2 separate regions of the Homo sapiens genome follow, and region 1 is linked to region 2. A link is an interaction called in ENCODE POLR2A ChIA-PET data of the cell type or tissue named here. Cell type or tissue: A673. All regions are shown on one strand.

Evidence for each region. Peaks named below come from ENCODE experiments on the same cell type or tissue, not always from the same donor. Only the 100,000 strongest peaks of a DNase experiment are listed, where the experiment ranks them.
Region 1: POLR2A ChIA-PET joins it to region 2 with 8 read pairs; 3 of 35 experiments call an interaction of 5 or more read pairs at or near these places.

Annotation. Positions count from the first base shown.
Region 1 is chrX:63,332,828-63,336,827 of GRCh38, reverse strand. All of the region lies in intron 1 of SPIN4-AS1 (SPIN4 antisense RNA 1), which reads right to left. Among named protein-coding and RNA genes, the nearest start is that of SPIN4, 17 kb to the left of the region's middle. In A673, no CTCF peak of the experiment used is centred here; no DNase peak of the experiment used is centred here.
Region 2 is chrX:63,501,824-63,505,823 of GRCh38, reverse strand. All of the region lies in intron 2 of LINC01278 (long intergenic non-protein coding RNA 1278), which reads left to right. Among named protein-coding and RNA genes, the nearest start is that of LINC01278, 57 kb to the left of the region's middle. RefSeq lists enhancers at 933-1,433, 1,434-1,934. In A673, no CTCF peak of the experiment used is centred here; a DNase peak (open chromatin) is centred at 2,093.

The DNA of each region.
Region 1 (4,000 bases), 170 kb after region 2:
TGGATCCTTGAGGAATCGCCACACTGTCTTCCGCAATGTTTGAACTAGTTTACACTCCCACCTACCGTGTAAAAGCGTACCTATTTCTCCACATCCTCTCCAGCATCTGTTGTTTCCTGACTTTTTAATGATCGCCATTCTAACTGGCATGAGATGGTCTCTCATTGTGGTTTTGATTTGCATTTCTCTAATGACCAGTGATGATGAACTTTTCTTCATACATTTGTTGGCTGCATAAATGTCTTCTTTTGAGAAGTGACTGTTCATATCCTTTGCCCACTTTTTGATGGGGTTATTTGTTTTTTTCTTGTAAATTTGTTTAAGTTCCTTGTAGATTCTGGATATAAGCCATTTGTCAGATGGATAGATTTCAAAACTTTTCTCCCATTCTGTAGGTTGCTGGTTCACTCTTGATGATAGTTTCTTTTGCTGTGCAGAAGCTCATTAGTTCAGTCAGATCCCATTTGTCAATTTTGGCTTTTGTTGCCATTGCTTTTGGTGTTTTAGTAATGAAGCCTTTGACCATGCCTATGTCCTGAATGGTATTGCCTAGGTTTTCTTCTAGGGTTTTTATGGTTTAAGGTTTTACGTTTAGCCTTTAATCCATCTTTTGTTAATTTTTGTATAAGGTATAAGGAAGGGGCCCAGCTTCAGTTTTCTGCATATGGCTAGCCAGTTTTCCAAACACCATTTATTGAATAGGGAATCCTTTCCCCACTGCTTGTTTTTGTCAGGTTTGTCAAAGATCAGATTGTTGTAGATGTGTGGTGTTATTTCTGAGACCTCTGTTCTGTTCTGTTCTGTTCTATTGGTCTATATATCTGTTTCGGTACCAGTACCATGCTGTTTTGGTTACTGTAGTCTTGTAGTATAGTTTGAAGTCAGGTAACATGATGCCTCCAGCTTTGTTCTTTTTGCTTAGTATTGTCTTGGCTGTATGGGCTCCTTTTTGATTCCATATGAAATTTAAAGTAGTTTTTTTTCTAATTTTGTGAAGAAAGTCAATGGTAGCTTGATGGGAATAGCATTGAATGTATAAATTACTTTGGGTAGTATGGCCATTTTCATGATATTAATTCTTCGTATCCATGATCATGGAAAGTTTTTCCATTTGTTTGTGTTCTCTTTTATTTTCTTGAGCAGTGGTTTGTAGTTCTCCTTGAAAAGGTCCTTCAAATCCCTTGAAAGTTGTAATCCTAGGTATTTTATTCTCTTTGTAGCAATTGTGAATGGGAGTTCACTCATGATTTGGGTCTCTGTTTGTCTATTTTTGGTGTATAGGAATGCACATTTATTGTGTATCCTGAGACTTTGCTGAAGTTGTGTATTTGGTGTTCTCTGAATATACAGTCCTGTCATCTGCAAACAGGGACAATTTGACTTCCTCTTTTCCTAATTGAATGACCTTTATTTCTTTCTCTTGCCTGATTGCTCTGACCAGAACTTCCAATACTATGTTGAATAGGAGTGGTGAGAGAGGGCATCCTTGTCTTGTGCCAGTTTTCAAAGGGAATGCTTCTAGCTTTTGCTCATTCAGTATGATATTGGCTATGGGTTTGTCATAAATAGCTCTTATTATTTTGAGATACGTTCCATCAATACCTAGTTTATTGAGAGTTTTTAGCATGAAGGAGTGTTGAATTTTATCGAAGGTTTTTTCTGCATCTATTGAGATAATTGTGTGTTTTTTTGTCATTGGTTCTGTTTATGTGATGGATTACGTTTATTGATTTGCATATGTTGAACCAGCCTTGCATCCCAGGGATGAAGCCGACTTGATCATGGTGGATAAGTTTTTTGATGTGCTGCTGGATTCGGTTTGCCAGTATTTCATTGAGGATTTTCGCGTTGATGTTCATCAGAGATATTGGCCTGAAATTGTCTTTTTTTGCTGTGTCTCTTCCAGGTTTCGGTATCAGGATGATGCTAGCCTCATAAAATGAGTTAAGGAGGAGTCCCTCTTTCTCTATTGTTTGGAATAGTTTCAGAAGTAAAGGTACCAGCTCCTCTTTGGTAGAATTTGGCTGTGAATCCATCTGGTCCTGGGTTTTTTTTTTTTTTTTTTTTTGTAGGCTATTGATTACTGCCTCAGTTTCAGAAATTGTTACTCTTCTGTTCAGGGATTCGACTTCTTCCTGGTTTGTTCTTGGCAGGGTGTATATGTACAGGTATTTATCCATTTATTCTAGATTTTCTAGTTTATTTGCATAGAGGTGTTTATAGTATTCTCTGATGGTAGCTTGTATTTCTGTGGGATCAGTGATGATATCCCCTTTATTATTTTTTATGGTGTCTATTTGATTCTTCTCTCTTTTCTTCTTTATTAGTCTGGCTAGCAGTCTATCTTTTTTGATAATCTTTTCAAAACACCAGCTCTTGGATTCATTGATTTTTTGAAGGGGTTTTCGTATCTCTATCTCTTTCAGTTCCGGTCTGATATTAGTTATTTCTTGTTTTCTGCTAGCTTTTGAATTTGTTTGCTCTTACTTCTCTAGCCTTTTTAATTGTGATGTTATAGTGTCGATTTTCAATCTTTCCGACTTTCACCTGTGGGCATTTAGTGCTGTAAATTTCCCTGTAAACACTGCTTTAGCTGTGTCCCAGAGATTCTGGTATGTTGTGTCTTGTTCTCATTGGTTTCAAAGAAATTATTTATTTGTGCTTTAATTTTGTATTTTACCCAGTAATCATTCAGGAGCAGATTGTTCAGTTTCCATGTAGTTGTGTGGTTTTGTGTGAGTTTCTTAATCCTGAGTTCTAATTTGATTGTACTGTGGTCTGAGAGACTGTTATGATTTCTGTTCTTTTGTGTGTGGTGAGGAATGTTTTAGTTCCAATGGTGTGGTCAATTTTAGAATAAGTGTGATACGTTTCTGAGAAGAATGTGTATTCTCTTGATTTGGGGCATAGAGTTCTGTAGATGTCTATTAGGTCCACCTGGTCCAGAGCTGAGTTCAAGTCCTGAATATCCTTATTAACCTTTTGTCTCTTTGATCTAATGTTGACAGTGGGGTGTTAAAGCCTCCCACTATTACTGTGTGGGAGTCTCAGTCTCTAAGTTTATAGTATTCTCTGATGGTAGTTTGTATTTCTGTGGGATCAGTGATGATATCCCCTTTATTATTTTTTTATTGTGTCTATTTGATTCTTCTCTCTTTTCTTCTTTATTATTCTGGCTATTGATATTTGTGTATGAACGAAGTTCTCGTGCTGTGTTTTTCAGCTCCATCAGGTCATTTATGTTCTTCTTTAAACTGGTTATTCTAGTTAGCAATTCCTCTAACCTTTTTCAAGGTTGCTTTATGAATCTGGGTGCTCCCGTATTGGGTGCATATATATTTAGGATAGTTTGCTCTTCTTGTTGCATTGATCCCTTTACCATTATGTGTTGCCATTCTTTGTCTTTTTGAATTTTATTGGTTTAAAGTCTGTTTTATCAGAGACTATCATTGCAACCCCTGCTTTTTTTTGCTTTCCATTTTCTTGGGAAATATTCCTCCATTCCTTTATGTTGAGCCTATGTGCGTCTTTGCATGTGAGATGGGTCTACTGAATACAGCACACCAATGGGTCTTGACCCTTTATCCAATTTGCCAGCCTGTGTCTTTTAATTGGCCAGTTTACATTTAAGTTAATATTGTTATGTGTGAATTTGATCCTGTCATTATGATGCTAGCTGGTAATTTTGCCCGTTAGTTGTTGCAGTTTCTTCATAGTGTAGATGGTCTTTACAATTTGGTGTGTTTTTGCAGTGGCTGGTACTGGTTTATCCTTTCATATCTAGTGCTTCCTTCAGGAGCTCTTGTAAGGCAGGCCTGGTGATGACAAAATCTCTCAGCATTTGCTTGTCTGGAAAGGATTTTATTTCTTTTTCGCTTATGAAGCTTAGTTAGGCTGGATATGAAATTCTGGGTTGAACATTATTTTCTTTAAGAATGTTGAATATTGGCCCCCACTCTCTTCTGACTTGTAGGATTTCTGCAGAGATATCCGCTGTTAG
Region 2 (4,000 bases):
CTCAACACTTCACATTCAATACTTTCTCAAAGAGTCAAAATAAATCAAGAGGTTCAGAGCTGACCAAATGCTGAGTCAAGGAGGAATGTCAGATGGTCAGAGGTGTCTGAATTCTGCTCACAGCACCAGATATGTCACCCTAAAAGAAGGAGAGTGAAGGACAAAATATGATTGAAAGACTTTATTTCAGACAAAGTAAGGGCAGCTGCTGGGAAAACTCAGAGCCAAGTAACCTAGGATAGGAGCTCCATTGGGCCTTTGTTACGAGCAGATTTCTAAAGGCAAAGAAGAGGCACAGGGAGTTGGCTGATACAAAGTTGTTTGTCAGGAATTCTCACTGGTTTACAAAAATAACATTGATTAGTGATTGGCTATACATTGTTAAGCTATAGGGTATGGGATATAGTGTCCAGTGCCACATTATTAGGTTAATTCATAGCTACTTCATAGCTACCAAGCAGTTTTAATAGTTGAATAAATGGCTCAAAAGGGGGGAGTAGGATGTGATTATTGTCTTACTTTAATGCCTCTCTGAGTCTGATAATTTGAAAGAGCTCGTATTCTTCTACAAAAGTGTTAACTTTTCTTCTGTAGGCAGAAGCATATTGATGAGCAGATGGTGGGCAGGGTTCATGCAAAGAATAGTGACGCTTGGTGTTACTGTGTTTTATTTCTCTCCATTCCCACTCCTGACAAATTATTTGATTATGAACATTGAAATTAAGCATAATCCTCCCAATAGGATCATACATCTTCCAGAGTTTGCCTGCATTATATAGAGCTTGCTCTAGTCTTTGACTCCACCTGTCTTATTCCCTTTCTGAGATAGCATGAGCCTTTTAAGGGCTACTTCTTATTCCTTACTATGCCTAAGAAGTCCCTAGGATAGGCAGTTGCATAAAGTTAGGGCCCAATCAGTGTTTGTTGAAATGATTTACATGTTTTCCATGAGGATAAAGCAAGGTATGAAAAAAGTAGGAAAGGAAGTAATAATGGAGAGGTAGTCAGAGGACAAACATCTACAGGAATAATGGCATTAGAGTGAAGTGGGTTTTGAGAAAATTTAAATAGTAAAGGAGATTAGAGAAAATTATCAAGGGGAAGAAAAAAGAAACTAACGTAAGAGTCTGACATCAGTTGTGGAAGGGCTGTGAGAGTAAGGATTCATTTCTTGTATGTGATGCATGATTTCAACTTTTTCTATCTTGTTTTTAAAATTGGTAGTCACAATTTAATATTAAATATTTACAGAGTAATTAGCTGTGGATTTTAACATGTGTAAAAGTACCTTTCAGGCTGGGCGTGGTGGTTCACACCTGTAATCCCAGCACTTTGGGAGGCTGAGGCTGGTGAATTACCTGAAGTCAGGAGTTCAAGACCAGCCTGGCCAACAGAGTGAAACCCTATCTCTACTAAAAATACAAAAATTAGCCGGGTGTGGTGGCACGTGCCTGTAATCCCAGCTATGTGGGGGTCTGAGGCAGGAGAATCACTTGAACCATGTAGGCGGAAGTTGCAGGGAGCCAAGATGGAGCCACTGATCTCCAGCTCAGGTGACAGAGTAAGACTCGCCCCTCTCTCTCAAAAAAAAAGGTATCATTCAAATGCAAATTTTAGGAGAAAAAAATATTTTTCTACATGAAAAATAAGCAGATTGCAATTATTGGTGTTTAAAAGAAAATTTTAGAAGACTATTAAAATAACCATTTATATTCAGAGATGTGCTGTGCCTTCAACAGATTTTACATGAATTTCAGAAATTGATTTTAGCTTGTGGTAGGACAAATAATGACTCCAAAGATATCCAGGTCCTAATCCCTGGAATCCGTGCATGTTACCTTATAAGGTAACTGAGACCTTGCAGATGTGATTAATTAAAGGATCTTGAGTTGGTGAGATTATTCCGAATTATCTGGGTGGGCCCTGAATGAAATTATAAGTGTCCTTATAAGAAGAAGGCAGAGGCAGATTTGAGACAGAAGACAGTGTGTTACCAGTGAAGCAAGATGCTATTTTGCTGGCTTTGAAGACAAAGGAAGGAGTCTCTAGCTAAGGAATGCAAGGAATGCAGCTCTAGAAGCTGCAAAGGCAAAGTCTTTTATCCCCTAAACCCTCTAGGGAAAGTGTGGTTCTGCCTACATTTTGATTTCCCCCCAGTGAAGCTGATTTCAGACTTCTAACCTTCAAAACTGTAGGAGAAAAAATGTGCATTGTTTAAGTCACTGAGTTTGTGATAAATTGTTAGAGCAGCCATAGAAAAGTAATACATAGCCCTTTTAGTTACTATTTAAATTACGCCAGCGTCTCTGAGATATTCTTTGAAAGTGGCTTTACTGTCGAAATATATTATCTAACTATAGCTTACTATTAAAATCTTTTACAAATATAAATATAATTCCTCAAAAATTCTGTAAAATATATTATTTTAGGCTTATTTAATCTCTTTGAAAACAAAATTTATTCTTCTAAATATTTTCAATCTTAAATATCTTGAATATGTAAAGATTATCAGTGATTTTTCCTACTTTTTACCACATTTTAAAATTAATCAAAAATACAAGCATAACAGTTTATGTGTAATAAAAGGTATCTAAACCTAAGTTGTGTGAATACTGTAATACTGTTATCTAATCTGAAGAGTCCTACTCTCTCTCCAACTTCAATTTGTCTTTACAAAAAGGCACTAAGTTAAGAAAGGAGAAGAAAAAAATTTAACATTGTGTCAATATATGTAATAATTTGTGATAGAGAAAGAGGAAAATATAATGAGAATAAAGAGTAAGGATGTTAAATTAGCTGCAGTTTTTTAAAAAATAATTTTTAGGCCAGGCGCCGTGGCTCAAGCCTGTAATCCCAGCACTTTGGGAGGCTGAGGCAGGTGGATCACAAAGTCAGGAGCTTGACACCAGCCTGGCCAATATGGAGAAACCCCGTCTCTACTAAAAACACAAAGATTAGCCAGGCGAGGTGGTGGGCACCTGTAGTCTCAGCTACTTGGAAGGCTGAGGCAGGAGAATCGCTTGAACCTGGGAGGCGGAGGTTGCAGTGAGCTGAGATCCCGCCATGGCACTCCAGCCTGAGCCACAGAGCGAGACTCTGTCTCAAATAATAATAATAATAATAATAATAATTTTTAAAAACTTATTTTTGAGGATACCTCACAGTGTATCCTGGATATAGATAAGAATAAAGTTCCTCAAAAGGTGAATTATAAAACACATTTTGGTACAAAAAATTTAGCTATTATCTATTTAGCTATTATGTAATAATGTAAATTTTTACGTTTTTAAAAATTTATTATGTAAATAACAAGTTTAGCTGTTATGTAATTGGAAGTGTATCCTTGTTTAAAGTATTTAGTAAAAGATGGAAATAAACATTAGTTACCTCACATTTTCTCTTCACTAATTGAGAGTACTTCTCCCAGCTCTTTACACCTAAAGCCATGCTCTTGCAGCTAGAGCAAGAAAATTTTACCCAATCTCTTTTTTAAAAATTTTCTAAGACCTTTACCTCCATAGCAGCTCATAAATTTATGAAGTTTTTGTTTTTTCATTGACAAATAAAAATTGAATATATTTATAGTATACAATATGAACTCTTGAAATATGTGTACATAGTGGAATGGCTCAATTAAGCATGCATATATATATATATATATATATATATATATATATATATATATATAAAATGTATATATATATCCTACTTATTTTTTTGGTGAGAACACTGAAAATCTACTGTTTTAACAATTTTCAAAACATTAAAGCTATATTAACCACTTTATATAATAGATCTCTTAAACTTATTCTCCCTATCTAGTTGAAATTTTGTATCCTTTGAAAAAATTCCCCCAACACCCAGTCCTAGTAACCACTCCAAGTCTCAGGTAACCATCATTCTACTCACTACCTATATGCATTCAACTCTTTTGGATTCCACATACAAATAAGATAATGCAGTATTTGTCTTTCTGTGCCTGCCTTATTTCACTTTACCT